Regions from separate parts of the Homo sapiens genome. Here region 1 is linked to region 2. The links are chromatin loops, found by intact Hi-C in ENCODE. Cell type or tissue: sigmoid colon. All regions are shown on one strand. Links, peaks and the distances in the headings refer to the core of each region. The heading gives the core; the rest is flanking DNA. Region 1 overlaps BMF (Bcl2 modifying factor). Region 2 holds the start of INAFM2 (InaF motif containing 2).

Evidence for each region. Peaks named below come from ENCODE experiments on the same cell type or tissue, not always from the same donor. Only the 100,000 strongest peaks of a DNase experiment are listed, where the experiment ranks them.
Region 1: a loop joins it to region 2, with 2.9 times the contacts of the local background. A loop is called at or near these places in 8 of 110 quality-filtered maps.

What each region holds. Positions count from the first base shown.
Region 1 is chr15:40,088,709-40,097,097 of GRCh38, forward strand. BMF (Bcl2 modifying factor) reads right to left here. Exons shown (of 5, transcript NM_001003940.2): 5 at 1-3,180. The coding sequence ends at 3,079. Among named protein-coding and RNA genes, the nearest start is that of BMF, 16 kb to the right of the region's middle. RefSeq lists enhancers at 2,651-5,229, 7,995-8,044. In sigmoid colon, for the core only: no CTCF peak of the experiment used is centred there; DNase peaks (open chromatin) are centred at 3,783, 4,223, 4,613 and 6,890; H3K4me3 peaks cover 670 bases; H3K27ac peaks cover 4,712 bases.
Region 2 is chr15:40,317,284-40,325,672 of GRCh38, forward strand. INAFM2 (InaF motif containing 2) reads left to right here and starts at 6,409. Exons shown (of 1, transcript NM_001301268.2): 1 at 6,409-8,389. The coding sequence starts at 6,773. The coding sequence ends at 7,234. LOC112268152 (a long non-coding RNA gene) reads right to left here and starts at 6,360. Exons shown (of 3, transcript XR_002957721.2): 1 at 5,960-6,360; 2 at 113-210. RefSeq lists an enhancer at 3,569-4,086 and silencers at 6,097-6,466, 6,797-6,876, 6,887-7,116. In sigmoid colon, for the core only: CTCF peaks have their summits at 3,773 (motif pointing right) and 6,150 (motif pointing right); DNase peaks (open chromatin) are centred at 3,778, 5,398, 6,188, 6,879 and 1 weaker place; H3K4me3 peaks cover 2,895 bases; H3K27ac peaks cover 797 bases.

The DNA of each region.
Region 1 (8,389 bases), core at 286-8,285, 230 kb before region 2:
CAAACAAGCCTGCCACATAGCTTTGGACACAGACCTACTCCCCTGGGGGCTGAGGGAGGTCACTGGGAGGTGATCTTTTTCCACCTCGGATTGAGCAAGAGAAGGCTGCCAGTGGCCCAGACTTTGAAACAGGCCAGGCAGAGGCCAGGCTGAGTCCTCCACCCTCATTGCAGGAGTCCAGCGTCTGGCCTGGGGACTTCCCTCACCAGATCTGTTGACCAACTTCTAGAAACCCCTGCTTTGGGGTTGTGAATTAGAAGGGCTGTTTTGACCCTGAATATCAGGCTTCCCTTCCTCCCAGGCATTTCTTTCCCGAGGAGGAAGGTTTCCAGTCCCTCTCCCAACCCCCACCCTCAGCAAGCCACAAAGCCTCCACCGTCTTCAGCTGGTTACAGGTCAGGATCCAGGTCAGACTCTCCCTCCCTCTAAATCTGATTCTCCACCCCTCGCTAGAGACAGCCAGGCTCCTGGGGGTGGGGGATGGAGTCTGAGGGGGTGGAGGTCGGGGGGGAGGGGCAGGTCTCCTGAGGCTAGACTTGAGGAATGTTTAGGCCAACTCACCAGGCAGAGGAGGAAGGGGCCAGTTTAGATCACTAAGCCAATTAAAAACAACCAGCCAGAAAGAACCTTTCTCCTTCCTGACAGCTACTCTGCCAGCTACCTCCTGGGTTTTGTTGGTGGGGAAGAAGGGAGAGGGAAACGTGAGGGGTGTAAATTTTGCCCTGGCTCACTTAAGACAGTGAGTGAGTTCCTGGCTTTGCATAAGATGGAGACAGTGCAGTCAGACCACCTTCCACCTGCCCCAGGCTTGATGTTGAGGTGGGTTTGTCAAAGTCTGGGCTCAGTTCTCAGGCCACAGGGCACCCAGCCTGGGCCTGGCAAGGTCTCTGAAGCTGATGGCCTTGCCCCAGCACCAAGATCTAAATCATTTTCTCTCTCACTGAACTCAGGTGGAGAGTCTGCCAAAAGGGGTGAATAGTGGCTGCTGTAAATAATCCCGGTTTTTTGGTGTGTGCCACTGAAGCATACGGCAGCAGGCTGCCTGTCACCACCTTGATCCAGAGAGGGGAGAACAACGTATGTCCCATACACATCATAAAATGGTATGGAGACCCACAGGGAAGGCTGAATTTCACAATGGTCAGTGTGTCCCAGAGCCAGTCTTCAAGCTGGTCCCCGGCTCCTTCTCTGCAAAGCAGGAACCCGTCTTCTTAGCAGACAAATCATGGTACACACCCTGAGAATAGAATTCTGACCAAGAAGAGGTAATATCCAGAATATCTGAGCAGAACAAAACAAAGGCTTACATGCACAGTTTGAGGCCCTTCTCCTCCAGGGTGCTGTGAGCCCATATGGCACCTTTGCAAATTAGGAAAGGCACCCCTTCTTCTTGGGAGAAGTAGCCCCACACCAGGGCACGCACACAGCTTAGTGAGCAGAACACAAGCTGAATTCCAGCCTCCATTAGCTGCAGGTGCCCTTGTGCAGTGAACAACCTGCACAACTGTACATCCAGAAGATCAATGTCTCCTTCAATAGTACTGAAGACCTCCTCTCCTCAGAACTGGAAGACTTGGGCTTGTTCAGATTTGTGAGTCTACTCTAGACTCCTCCTATTTCCTTGGGTAGCCCTGAGGTCTTCTTTGTCCAGGGAAGCCGTCTTTCCTTTGGGCCTTACTTCACTGTTAGCACCAATGTTGTCTTTTCTCACATATGCAAAAGTTATAATTTAGTTTCTAGCGTCTGGTTAACAGATTCCCTGTGCCTGCTATCGGAGCTGCCACACCGGCTGCTTTAGATCCTCTCCATAAGTGCCGCAGCAGGGAGAGAAGGGAAGACGTGCACAGGCAGCTGTGATCCTGCTGGGTTCCAGAGCATGCCCTTCTGGCCTAGCTGGAAGCTGGAGGAAGATAGGAAATGTGTACCCAGCTTTGACGGTTCCCCACTCTAATCGTTATCTGTTACTCTAAAAGTCACTTAGCTGGCAAAGCCACTGTCCTGGCTTCTTCTGTATCCCACTAGGTATGAAAAAGGACTGGGGATAAGGGGGAAGAGGTATGTTGTTTCCAAGGAAACCAAGGGGTCTGGGGTCCCCTACGGCTGACTCTCATGGTAGGGTGGCCACCATATTTTCCGGCCCCACTGCAAACTTGCCCCCGATGTCCCTCAGTGCCGATGTTGGGGGTGGAATGCGGTCTGTCGGTGGGGTCTTTTGAAAGAAGAGCTGACAAAGGCACAGGCTGCCAGCAGCAACATGCTGACTGGCTATTCGGCTCATCCGTGGCTGACACCCAGCTGGTCCCAGGCCGCCAGTGGTGGCAGTGGCTCTGTACCTCAGGACCAATCCTGGGGCCTCCAAGTGGGACCAAGTCAGTTTTGAGGCCTAGCCAGAAGTTTGGTTCATTTTGCGACATGTTTGAGGGGTCCTTAGAGAAACTCAACCCTCCCTGAGGTCTGCTGGAGGTGGCAGGAGCTGGCCAGGAATCCTTGAGCCCATGGGGCAGGTACTGGCTGAGAAGTAAGAACCCAGTCAGATGTGGAGCTGGCCGGCCAGCCTAGTGAAGCTGCTATCCTCAAGTGGAAAGCCCCTGGCCGAAGCCCTGCTGGGTTAAAGCAATGTGACCATCAGGATCACGGCCCCCATCCACAGTGGAAGGCTCATAGGTTTGGTGGAACTGGGAGTCTAATCCACTCTCGATTTCTTAACTGAGTTCCTCTGGAAAAACCACAGTCCACTTCCCAGAGAACATCACTAACGGATCATCTTCGACAACTGGTAGATTCCTCAGTCGAAGAATCTACTTGTCAGAGCCCTTGGGAATTCTCACCATCACAGACACATCAGCCTCTCCTTCAACAGTGTTTGACAAAGGCCCCCATTCCAGGTCAAGGGCCTGACAGAGAAAGAAGGTCCCGCTTGAGTATGTTGTATGTACACTCAGAGAGAAATTAAAAAAAATTAAAACACAAAATAACAACAAAAAAACAATTTCACAAGACACAGTGTCAGTCCTGCCCGATGTCCTTCCTGTTCCAGACGGTGTTCCTGGTGCCCCATGTGAAGAGGGCAGCCCACCCTCACCTAGGGCCTGCCCCGTTCCTGTTCTCTTCTCCATTCAAAGCAAGGTTGTGCAGGAAGAGGAGGATCTGCCACCACACACGATTTTGGTTCTGCTGGTGCTGAAGGGAGAAAAAAAAAAAAGACCAACATAACTCCCAAACGCAATCTTAGACGACTCCCTCTCATTTCCAGTAAAAGTTCAGATCTCCAAGTCTCACGGCTGGCACTTTAATCCTATCAGTACAGCTCACAGCGGGGAGGAGGGGGAGGTGAAAGAGACACTGCCATGTGGAGGAGAGAGTTGAGTTCTCCAAAAACAATTGCAGTTTTAACATTAAAAAGAAAAGACTAGGCTCTATATGCACTATGCACAAGAGGATTAAGCTTTTTCCCCTGCTTGCAGGATTTTCCAGAGTTTAGCCAAGTGCTGCTTTTAATCAGATTGGCTCCCGAGCCCCTCAAACCTCAGCTGCATGAACAACAAACTGGCTTCAGAAAGAGAAGAAGTGCCCCCCTCTCTCCCCCGACTCCAAAGTAACACAGAGAACAAGGGGAAAGGGGGGGCCTCCATCTGCAAGTGATTTGACACTGTGAAGGTCAAAGGGTTAATCTTCAATTTAAACCACACTGCTGAGGCAGCAAAAATCTGATTTCATCCAGTGCAAACACGCACACACACAGACTCACACACACACACACACACACACCCTTGTGCGCCCGCCCGCTCTCCCTCCCCAGCATCTCCAGCTCGGTGCTGCCCTTTTTATAGATGCTCTTGACAGTAAGCCATAAATAATCCCTCTTGGAGCGCTCTCCTACTGACTGGAGCCAATTAAACATTAAGCAAGAACATACTTGAAAACAAAACAAAAACAAAGAATATATACTATGCTCTGGAGGTTATCCCAGGTCCTACTGTCAGGCTGGGAAGCTAGGGGCAAAGTTCAGGGGTCAGTGGCTCACCAGATTGGGGCTGGTGCCCTGCCCACACAGGTACCATTTCCCAGGAGAGGCCTGGGGGGGTGGAAACTGGGGGGTGCTGGAAGAGGCGGTCTTTGTTCTCTCTTTGTCTGCCAGGGCAGGAGGACTGGGCGGGGGCCTCTCCACAGGGTTCTCACTGGACAGGGGAATAAAAACCTAGTGTGCAGAAAGGAGCCAGCACGGGCTGGACTTGGATTACTTCAGTGGCCCCGTCAGCAAGCAAGTTTACATGAGGTGTCCAAGCCTTCTCTTAAACTGTCTTTAACCACAGCACCAGCCCCCACCAGGCAACTACTCCTGGTCAGATGGGAAGAGGAGAGAGGAAGCCAGCGGCACAGCTGGAAAGGGGGCCCAGGTTGCCTGGACTCCCAGAGCTTCCAGGTTCTGTCCAGCCCTGGCCTCCCTGACCTTTCCCAGGGCCACCATGCAGGTTGCTGGCTTCCCCTTCACGCTGCCCTAGGCCACAAAAAGAGAGGCATCCAGGCAGCTGGCCTCAGGGCCTGACAACCCAGGTGAACACGGAATGCCCCCGTCCATCATGGCAACAGCATTCCTCCTTCCCCCGTGGAAGAGCCTGGAAAACAACCCGGCAAGCTGGAGGCGCAGCTCCTGCCCGGAGGGGAAGGGAAATCGGGCGTGCCACAGAAGAGGCCTGGCAGACAGAGGGTGGGGAGATGGATGGCTTCCTCGTGTTTTGTAAACAAAGATGAGTAAAAAGAGGAAACACACCCGGCTTAACAAAATCTGGTTAGAGTAAAACAGCGTGAAAATGGACTCAGCTGCAAACCCGAAGCCTCCGGCCTGCAGCAGCTGGGCCAAAGACCCCCTCTCCTCCCCTCCCCAGCTGCTGACCGAGACAGGTGCAGAGGTCATGTGGCCGAACAAGAGGAGAATCCAGGAGCAGACTCATCCCTGGAGAGGCCAGTCTGCTGGAATTCCAGTTCTCCTGAGGTGCTTGTCTGAGAAGACCGGTGGCAAGAACAATCATCACCTCATAATAGTAACGTGGGGTTAGGGTGGCAGTCGGGGGTGGGGAGGTGCCAGGCTCTGTTCTGTGTGTTCTGCATCCTTGCTTCTCAAAGGGTGGTCCATGGACTAGCAGCCTCAGCATCATCAGAGAGCTGCCTGGAAATGCAGACCCAGCATCAGAAGATTCCCCAGGTGATTTTGAGGCACATTATCATGCCCATTACTTAGCGACCACATAGCTAGTTTAAGTGGCAGGGACTGGACTGAACCTAGACCATCTGGCCCTAGAGCTATGTCCCTTCCCATTATCTCTGTGCTCAGAGTGCCACTACCTTTCTTTATACCAAAGCAGACCCTCTAGCCTCCCCTTTACTAAATCATCTCAAAACAGCTCAATGGCCAAGGAAAGCAGATGAGAATTCTATGATTTGGGGCTGAGGCAATTCTCATCTCTGTATGCCTCAGTTTTCTCCCAAATTCCACTAATGGAGGCCACCTACTCCCTGGGCAACTTGAGATCTCTGAAGATGAGGCACAGACTCCCATCATCTGGGAGCGTTGGGGGACTCAGAAGCAGCTGTGGGCCAGAGAGTGCTTTCAGACAGGAAGGCTGAGGTCTTGCAGGGGACCCAGGCAGGCCTAGGTGCAGGAGGCAGGATACATGGGCCGGCCCTTGGGAAGGAACTAGTTTCCATGCCTCTGCGTGTGACAGTCCTTAAGGCTCATGAATTGGTAAGGAAGGCTCTATGGTGCATGGATCCCCAGGGACCAGGAATCAGAGGACCTGGCTTTCGGGTTGGATCTCCCATCAACCTGCTCATGAGTTCTCTCTTGGCTTATAAGGAAAATGCAGGTATTGTACTAGATCAATGGTTTCTAAACCCAACTGTGTCACTAAGCCAGCTGAGGTGCTCTTGTAAGTATAGAGTCTCCAGGCCTCTCCCAGACCCACTGGGTCAGAATTTCAAGGAAGGGTCCCAGGAATCTGTATACTGAACAAGCTCCCTTGGTGACATTTTAGAGATCAGAAATCATTTATTGTATATTTTAATCATAAAAGCAATACATGTTAATTGTAGAAATATTGGAAAATACAAGACATTACAGAGGAGGAAATAAAGTCACTCATGATCCTCCAGGCTAGAAAACACTTCACGTGTTGGTGTTTTCTTCAGTCCCTTTCGATCTCTTTCCACCAAAGTAATGTCTTACCCCACTGGCCAAGCCAGAGGTCAATCCTGCCCAGGTGGTTCTGTGGCAGCCAGGCCACAGCCTTTTGGAAACCACAAAGGTGCTCTCCAACCCTAAGGAGTTTGTCATCCACGACTACCTTCAGGATTACAACTCAGAGCTCCAACAACTGAATTCTGTCAGCTGAGTGTAGGGCCTGGGAACCACCCATGGGCCCATGAGCCCTCTCTGGCTACAAGCAGATACCACACAGGCTCCCTTTGGCCTTCTCCCGCCTCAGGGCAGCCCTCACAAGACCCTTTTCCATGAGGAAACCAAGATAATCAAAGAATGCCCTGATTACAAAATACAACAATAAATAAAATTTTTCCTAAAAGTTTAACAAAAGGGCCTGACTAGAAAGGAAAGAAAAAAGACTTGAAGGGAGGCCAGTGGGAGAAACAGTGAGGAGGAAGGAAGTTGGCCTTCACTGAACAGGATGAAGAACACAAAGATACCAAAACACCAGAGAACGTGGGATCTTCCACAAGAGGGTGTGGAGGAGAAGGGGAAGAGAGGGGAACCAGGAATGAGTGTACTTGGCCTCTGACCCTCAGGCACCCGGCACAGCACCCAGCGCACAATCTGAGATCAACAAGGGCAGATCCCCAGAACCAGGCCTGCCCTCCTAGACTCAGCTAGGGAACCCCTCACAGAATGGGAGTTCCCAGAATACACAGTCAGGGTGACCCAAGGGTCGGGGCTGGGATACAGAGGAGGGGAAGCTCACCCTAGAGCCCTCGGACTCACATGGTTTAGAAGGCAGGGCCAAGGAATGGAGGGAATGAATAGAGGTGAATGCCCCCAGGGAAGGTGCCCTAACATGGTAGATCACGGTGTTCTCTTCAATGAAGAGAGCACAAGCAGGCATCAGAGCCCCATGCGGCTTCTTTGGCCCAGCCTCATTTTCTTGCCACGGACAGGGGATGAAGGCAGTCAGCTGACAAATGTTTCAATCCCTACTGTGTGCAACACCCTATGCCTGAATGCACAGCTGCTCATCCTGTGTAATGGGGAACATGGAAGGCATACAGTAGGCACTCAACAAGGGCATGCTGGACCGACTACAGAGGAGTCAGCCCTGAAAGATAACCCACTTGTCTGAGGCCAGGAACAACTGATGTCTGGCCAGGTCTAAAGATGTACTTTATGTGATAGTATCAGCCTCACACCTGGGGAGAGGCCCAACTAGTAAAAGGCCTCCTTTTTTTTTTTTTTTTTTTTTTTTCTCTAAAGAGCTGGCTGTGGTGTCTGACAAGGTTGGATTACATAAATCAAACTCTGTTTCATCCCACACAGCCTCTGCCCTAAGCACAAAGCGTGTTCCCTACGCTCCCTGGATAAGAATCTCCCTCTGCCTCTCCCCTTTTCAGATCCAATTCATACCCTCTGGGGGCTCTGTGTGTCACCAGTGTTCCAGATGCTCCAGCTAGAGCTAATTCACCCCAAAGTATCAGAGGAAGAAGCAAAGCGAAGCCGTGTGCAGCTCTAAAAGAACCTAACTCACAAAATGCAAATTTACCAAACAGAGAGCAACTTATAATATCTCAGATACAGAACAGAGCACTTTCCTTTCTTCTCATGTGATCCTCACGATAGGAAGAGCAGGTATTAATCAACCCATTTTAGAGCGACGGAAACAATGGCTCAGAAAAGTCATCCCAAGTTAGTTGGGAGGGGTGTAATTTGAGGCCCTGACTTCTGACTCCAAAGCTATGTTCCTTCACTAAAATTTTACAGTGTGTTTATTGACATTATGAAAATAGCATTACCTTTTTCAAAGCAAATCACCACTGATCTGCTCCCCTAGTATGCTTAAAGACATTGTTTCCAGATCATTAACTATTTAGTAAGGACGCTGTGGACCAGAAAAAAATAACCCTTTCAGAGGCAGAGCTAACTGAAGATCAAACAGAAATAAAGCTAAAACTGGTCTGAAATTATAACTTCAGACTGTGATCTGAAACCACACTCAATCTCTTCAAAATGCAGAATTGTCTATACTCTAGGGGAAGGTGCACAGTCCACGATGTGAAGTTTTCCTCCCTCTTCCCTTTTCCCTGTCATTCTCTAAACCTACTCAGGCCAAGGCTGAAAGAAAGAGCCTTGCAATTAAGAACAGGAACATTGAGAGCAGGAAAATTCCTG
Region 2 (8,389 bases), core at 155-8,154:
AGCTCAGCAATTCTCAGTGTGTGGTCTCCAGACCCCTTGGGGTCCCTGAGATCACTTCAGGGGTTTCACAAGGTCAAAATTGCTTTCATAATAATACTAACATGTTATTTACCTTTTTAACTGTGTTGTCGTTTGCACTGATGGTGCTAAAGCAATGGTGGGTAAAACTTCTGGCACCTTAAACAACCAAGGCAGTGACACCAAACTGAACTAGTAGTTCATTGCAGAAAGAAAGAGGAAAGAAAAGAAAAAAAAAAGGAAGGGAGAAAAGTCGTTTTACTTTAGAATATCTTTAACAAAACGATATCAATTGTTAAATTGTATGAAGTTATGACCCTTAAATAGATGTCTTTTTAATATTCCATGTGATTAAATGAAAGTACTCTACTGCATATGGAAGTATAACGGTTCTCTTGGGGAAAAGTACTTTTGCGATTGGGTCGTGAGCTCAATTAGCTGCTCTTTTCATGGAACACCAGTTTTACTTGAAAGAAGAACTGAAAAACCATGGCTATGCAGACTTGGCTATTTGGCAGATGTTTTCTCACATTTGAACCAAGTGAGCCTGTCACTTTGAGAAAAAAATAACTGATAGTGTTTGTTACCAATTACAAAATTTGAGTTTTCAAGTAAAAACTAGAATTTTAGAAAACATGTATGCACTATCATGAGCTTCCTAGATTCCTGATACTTAAACTTTTTATAATATTATCAAATGTGATTTTTTCTATTATATAATGAAATGTATCAATATTGCAAAGATATGTTTAATTCAGTGAACCAATATTTTCCAAATGATCAACGTGGGATATTATAAAATCATGCATGGGTAAAAGTGCCATTCAAAGGGCAAGTTAGATCAATGGACTTTAATGTAATTGAGCACAAAAAAAGTTCACTGATATAGTTTTATAGTCTACATTTCAACCACCATTTAAGAAAATACTGCTTGTTGGGTTTTGGTGTAGCATCAAAGAAAAACAGCCACAATTATCTGAAAAGGCTGTTAAAATGTTCCTCTCTTTTCCAACTACATGTCTATATGAGGCTGGATTTTCCTCATATATTTTAACCATAACAACAAATTGCCAGCAGATTAAATGTAGATGCAGATATGAGATGCCAGGCATGTTGGCTCATGCCTGTAATCCCAGCATTTTGGGAGGCCAAGGCAGGTGGATCACTTGAGCTCAGGAGTTTGAGACCAGTCTGGCAAAATGGCAAAACCCTGTCTCTACAAAAAAATACAAAAATTAGCCAGGCATGGTGGTGTGCATCCGAAGTCCCAAGCTACTTGGGAGGCAGAGGTGGGAGAATTGCTTGAACCTGGGAAGTGGAGGTTGCAGTGAACTGAGATCACGCCACTTACACTCCAGCCTTGTGACAAAGTGAGATCCTGTCTAAAAAAAAAAAAAAAAAAAAAAAAAAGTGGATATGAGGATCCAGTTGTCTTCTACATTCCAGAGATTTGCAAATTTACAAAGCAAAGCCACTCTTTTCATTATTTTTTGTCATAAAAATATATTATCTGCCCAGGTGCAGTGGCTCACGCCTGTAATCTCAGCACTTTGGGAGGCCGAGGCGGGTGGATCACAAGGTCAGGAGTTCGAGACCAGCCTGGCCAACATGGTGAAACCCTGTCTCTACTAAAAATACAAAAATTAGCCGAGTGTGGTGGCATGCACCTGTAATCCCAGCTACTCGGGAAGCTGAGGCAGGAGAACTGCTTGAACCTGGGAGGCGGAGGTTGCAGTGAGCCGAGATCATGCCACTGCACTCCAGCCTGGGCAACAGAGTGAGACTCTGTCTTGGAAAATAAATAAATAAATAAATAAATAAAATATATATTATCTATGTTAACATGTAGTGGGGCTTATTATTCTTTAGACAAATTAATAAATATTTTGCAAAACCCTTGGTCTTATTTCTAATATGTCAAATAAAAATAGCTATAACCCACATAAACAAAATCCCTTTAGATACCTCTCTCTCTCATATATACATACATATATATATATTTAGAGACTAGGTCTCACTCTGTCACCCAGACTAGAGTGCAGTAGCATGATCATGGCTTAGTGCCGTCTCAAACTCCGGAGGTCAAGCGAGCCTCCTGCCTCAGCCTCTCGAGTAATTGGGACTACAGGCATGTGCCACCCTGCCTAGCTAATTTTCAACTTTTTTTTTTGTAGAGATGAGGTCTCACTATTTTGCCCGGGCTGATCTTGAACTCCTGGGGTCAAGTGATCCTTCTGCTTCAGCCTTCCAAGTAGTTGGGATTATAGGTGCGAGCCACCACATCAGGCTTAGAGACCTCAATATTTAAGAGTGTAAAGGGATCCTGAAACTAAAACATTTGAGAATCACTGGTATAGATAGAGCAGTACTGTTACTGGCTGCCTAGCTAGCTTGCTCCAGGGATGCTATGCTATCAACCATCTTCAACCATGGTCCTCTACTGGCCAGGACTGCCCCCACTGCCACTCCAACTTGCTGCTTATTACAACAGTTGTGCTGTCTAGCTTCTATGATTTCATGGTCCTATCATCCCCACTGCTATCTGGAGCCAGTTCTGGAATGGCCTCTTGCTGTCAGGCATGGCTTACAGAGGACAGTCCAAACTCAGCTTCTCAGGGATGCTGGTACCGCTCTCACCAGTGTGTTCCTTGTTGCTTTGGTAACTAGAGTATCCTCTGGGCCTTCCTGCAGAACTTAAGTGGTTTCTGGCCTTACATAGAATATACCCATTTCTGTGAGCTTTTGAACCCTTCTTCCACATTCTGCTGTGGTAGTTCTGGCATTTCCATTACACTCTGGTGGCCATTGCCTTCCTCCTGTCTCCCAGGATCCTTGTCAGGATATCACATCCTGATTCACAGGAGAATACTCCTATAACAACGAAGTATCCCTTGTTCAACTTAATGTGTGGCACCACACCCCACCTTGATCTAGCCTATACATTCGCTCCTGGATCCTGCCAGTATATACTGGCTACTTCCGCAACTACTTCATGGTCTAGCCTTCTTCCCTAGTGGGCCCCTGCACATCTCTGACTGGGCTTTATTGTGATCTGGCTCTATGTATTGGGCTTGTAGGCCAGGACAGAGAGGCAGCTTCCTTTGGTGTCAGAAGGCAAGTCCCAGTGACAGTTGCAGCTGAGCCATCATAGCCAACACTCCTGACAATTGGAAGAATGAGCACCTCCCTCCTGAGGCTGACCCGGGTAGTAACCCCCAATATCCACTATAGAGACAAAGTCTAGCTTTGCCTATGAGACAGAGCAGAACCAGGATCAAGAGCTTAATGCCCTGGAGTCAGAGGTCTGAATTCCATCAGGGCTTTTGAATTCCAAGGCATTAGGACTATGTGACCTTGAGCAAGTTCCTGGCCCTTTCTGAGGCAGGGACTTCATCTATGAAATGAAGATAAACAGTACTACCTGATAGGTCATTGGGAGACAAATAAGACAAGGAATGTAAAGGCTTGGTATAGTGCCTAGCACATTCTAAGGGCACTGTTATTGTCATAATTGGTCAGAACTTTCCAAAGCCAAAAAGGGCTGCCTCAGGGAGCAGACAGTAAGGTATGCCACCATCCCAGATGGTCTTTGGGCTGACGCTGCTGAGTGCTCCCCAGGGATTTTGTGGAGGAGGCTCTAGGGCCCACAGGGGTATTCACAAAAGATGACTTTTGGGGCCCATTCTGTCCCCAAGCTGCCTTGATTCTCTGATTTCTCTGATCCCTGCCTGTTCTTAGTGGGGGGAGGCATATTCACTTTCAGGCCACTAGGGGGCCATTTAGTTTTCTGCAACAGGAGAACACTAATGGTTTCTTAATGGCTCAGGCACCGGGGAGATCAGGCTCAATTATATCTGAAAGCATTCTTAGTTCCTGGGGTAAAAGACACTATGTAAATCCAGACAATAAATAGGGATTACTGATGACAGGTTAAAGAATCTGGCACTGTTTCGTTTAGAAAAGACAGAGTGAGAGGAATTGAATAAAGGCTTCAAGTATATTATTCTTTGGTACAGAAGAGTGACATGCTGTTTTCCCACTCCACTAAGAACCAAGCAAGAAGAAAGGCATTTAATTTGCAACAGAAATATGGAGAAGCAATATGGAGTGCATTCACGAAAGGGGACTGAAGGAAGCTTTGTATTGGCCTCAACCTGGAATCTTTAAGAATAATTCATCATGGAATAATTGTATGATATGTCCTGCCAGGAAGGCCCTAGAGCAGGGGAGAGAAGAGAGGACAACTTCCAGAGACAATTCAAGAATTGTTTTTTTTTTTTTTTTTGAGACGGAGTCTGGCTCTGTTGCCCAGGCTGGAGTGCAGTGGCGCCATCTTGGCTCACTGCAAGCTCCGCCTCCCGGGTTCACGCCATTCTCCTGCCTCAGCCTCCCGAGTAGCTGGGACTACGAGTAGCTGGGACTACAGGCACCTGCCAACACGCCCTGCTAATTTTTTTGTATTTTTAGTAGAGACGGGGTTTCACCATGTTAGCCAGGATGGTCTCAATCTCCTGACCTCGTGATCCGCCCGCCTCGGCCTCCCAAAGCTGGGATTATAGGCGTGAGCCACCGCACCCGGCGACAATTCAGGAATTTTAAGTCAACAGGCTGCCCTGGCTGACCTAGGAGCAGGGTGGAGGAGTGAGTTATTTCTTCCCCATCAACCCACAAAAGGCCATAAACACTCCACACTACCAATATCCTTGAAATTTCTCAGAAAGTAAAAAAAACAGCTTTTTCCTTGAAATAGCATCTGGCTAGCCATTACTAGTGGCAGCCCCACACCTGGGCCTGGATCAGGAATGAGACTGAGGCTGGGTTAGAGGCCTGTGGTTCCAGCAGTCCACTAGCACACTCAGTTCTGGTAGCCACTTGACTTCTGTGCTGCTGAGGTGGGCAAGGCAGCTGTTTTGGGAGGGCTTCCTCGTGTGTGTGTGTGTGTGTGTGTGTGTGTGTGTGTGTGTGTGTAAGGGGGGTCCTCTGGAAGCCAAAGATTCCTGGAGGAGGGGGGGAAGTGAGAAGGGCAGAGGGGATCCTGCCCCACAGGGTAGAAGCCAGGTCAGGCTCACACTTGCAGGGGCTTGAGGGAGGGTTCACCCACAGAACCCCATCAGAACCACAGTTCTGTTCCCCAACACACGCCCAGACAAGTCTCCCTCACTCATTCAGACACCCAGGCAGTCCATATGCCCAGTTCTGGGAACACAGGAAGTAGCATCCAAGGAGGAGGGAACCAGAATTCTGGAAAGCCTTATAGAGAGGGAATGGGGAGGAGAGAAGGCAGGGAGAGCAGAGAGCGGAAGGAGGGGGAGGGCACAAGTAAAGCCGCAAGGGAGAGTCTGAGCATGAAGGGTTGTTAGCACCTAGGGGGTCCAAAGACCAGGCACAGAGCCCACTGCCTGGCGCCTGGCCTGGAGCCAAAGAAGACAAACCTCACATGGGAAAGTGGGGAGGGGACAACCGCCCAAGCCTTGAGGTCTGGAGGGGATCTGAGAGTGAAAACGCTCTAGGAGTCCTGAGAGTTAAACTCCTCAGGTTCAGTGCAGCTCCTTGGGTCCAAATCCAGGCCAAAACCAGGAATTGGAAGACCCAAAAAGCGGGACCAGCGACCTGCGGCGAACTTTGGGACTAAGGTGGCAAGCGAGTCTGGAGAACAGCTCAGTCCGTGGCTCTGTCCCGGAGGCTCAGGGTTGGCGGGGTGAGGCGGGCTGGGGTACGCAATTGCGACGACTTCAGTAGAGCTCCGAAGCCCAGCCTGGACTGGGTGGAAGGAACACAACCAGCTGCGGCCCCAGTGAGCGCTCCAGGTGCCAGAACCGCCTACCCCTGGCGTCAACCAGGTTCTTTAGCTGTGAATGGGCCTGGGAGACCCACCCAGGGGGTACGCGGTGCGGGGAGCAAGCTGAGAGCTGGAACGTGGTATCTTCCCTATCCCTCTTACCGTCCCCTCCCAGAGGATAAACCTAGGCCTGGAGTCCGAAGCCCAGGCTGCTATTCCACCTGTCACTTCGGAGCCTCGGGGCGGAGCGGGGAGGCGCCAGAGTTGACAGCTCGCGCTCCGACCGCCCCCTTCTAGCTCCGCACTCCGCCTCGCACAACGCCGTTCCCCCTTTTAAAGAAGTGCCCGGGGCTCCACTCTACGCCGCGCCAGCCCACCAGGGGTCGCGGTGACGTCGCCCGTTTAAGAGCCAGCCTCCCTTAACTCTCTCTTAACGGGGCGTCCCGGCGGGGCTCGCGGCTCCCGGCAGCCGCCGCCTCCCCTCGCGGCACTTCCGGACCCCGGCGTCGCCCTTTTAAGGGGCAGCCCCCAGCAGCGCTCTCCCCGCCCCCTGTTGCCGGCGCGCGAGGCGGGGGAGCCGGGCTGGAGCGGAGCGCGCGGTCCGCGCGGCCACTGGAGACCAGGCGGCCGGCGGCCGGGCAGGCGGCGGCGGAGCGCGCGGCGGCGTGGCGGCGGATGGGGACGCGGAGCCGGGCGGCTGTGGCGGCTGTGGCGGCTGTGGCTGTGGCGGCGGCGGGGAAGCAGCTGACGGGCCGGCGGCGGCGGCGGCGCTGGCGGCGGTGACTGGTCCAGGCCCCGGCGGCGGCTGCAGCAACGCGGTGGCGGGCTGCGGGCGGGCGGCGTGAGGAGCGGCGGCGGAGCGCGGGGCCGCCGGGAACCGAGGGCGCCGGGCCGCCCCCTGCCCAGTCCTTGCAGGCCGCCAGGCCCCCTCCAGCCGGGGCCGTGGAGCACCGGGGCAAAGGCCGGGGCCCCCCCATGAAGGAGCGCGACGCGGCCCCGGCCGAGCGGGGCAAGCCGGCCACCTACACCGGGGACAAGAAGGCGAAGATGGCGGCCAAGACCAACAAGAAGTGGGTCCGGCTCGCCACCGTGTTCGCCTACGTGCTCTCCGTGTCGCTGGCCGCCATCGTGCTCGCCGTCTACTACAGCCTCATCTGGCAGCCGGTGGGCGCCGGGACCTCGGGGGGAGCCGCTGGCCCGCCCCCCGGCGGCTCCAACGCCACTGGCCCGTCTGGGACTTCGGGGGCGGCGGCGGCGGGGCCCAACACCACTGGGTCGTCCCGCCGCGAGGCGCCGCGCGACGTTCCCCCACTGCAGGCGGCGCGACCGGCGCCTCCGGAGCCCCCTGCGGACAGCCCCCCGGCCGGGCCGCTCGAGCGGCCTCGGGGGCCGGACGAGGACGAAGAGGAAACGGCGGCGGCGCCCGGGAGTCGTTGAAGCCCTCCGCGCTGGGGGCCGCCGGGAACCATTCTCCCCAAGCCCAGAGGCAGGACTTCGCAGCAGGATGGGGTGGAGAGCCCGCGGGAGTGACCCCCACGAGAGTGAACGCCCCTCACACTCCCACCATCGCCGGCTGGCCCCGGAGCGGGAGGCCCGCAGCCAGATCTTCAGCCAAGGGACCACGATTCGCCGGGGGGCTGGGGGTTTGCTGCCCAGGACCGTGCTGCACCAGGGCCCTGAGCCGTAGGGGGATGGGGGGAGGGGTGGGGAGATCCCGGCACCAAACCCTTCTGCGCCGCTCGCTCTGGTGTATCCTACATGCAGGGGTGACTGGGGCTTTCCCCCAAGACTCAGGGGAAGGATGGAGCTGTAGGGGCTCTTTTTAAGTAAGCTGAAGCTCTCGAAAGGAGGAGGGCACCAAAAGTAGTGGAGCTCAGGTACGTCAACCTAGTTGCAGTGGCCAGAGATGCATTAAATTTCTAGATCCCTGTATATAGTTGTTGACATATGCACTAGAAGCTATAATCACATAGAATTCTATGTATATCCTCCCACACCCTGGGTAGCTACTGACTGAAGGGGTCAAGCAAGGGCTATTTGCTGTCCCCCAAAAAGTACACCTGGCCAGAAGGGCACAAACACGGCTTCTTAAATCACTCACTTTCTCCTGTTCCCCTCCTGTTTCTGAAATATAAGTTTATGACGTTCTTTCACAAAAGAGTATAATCATTCTTAGACTGTTGACATGGCTGTGGAAAGCCTTAGGAGAAGTAGAAACAATTTAGGGAGGGTGGGGAATGTACTCATCCCCTCTTCTTTCCATCCTAGTGCCCCCACCAAAGAGGCTTCTTGTTGCAGCCCTCAGTATCTGGATATGGGCCAGGGAGGAAGGAAGGGAAAGAGCAATGCTGCTGTGCTTCAATCCTGGCCTTCCCCTCACAGAATTCTTTTAGGAAGAGCAAGCTTTTGTAAGTAGAGTGGCAAGTGTTTTTATCTTTTTTTTTTTCCTGCTCCTCAAAATGTTGTCTTGTTCCGGCAATCACTTTTGCCTTCCCTCTTTCCTGAGCCTGTAGTGACAAAGCCCGGCGATTTGGGATGAAATCTGTTGTAACACCAGAGCTTTGATTACACATCCTCTGGTTTTGAGTTATT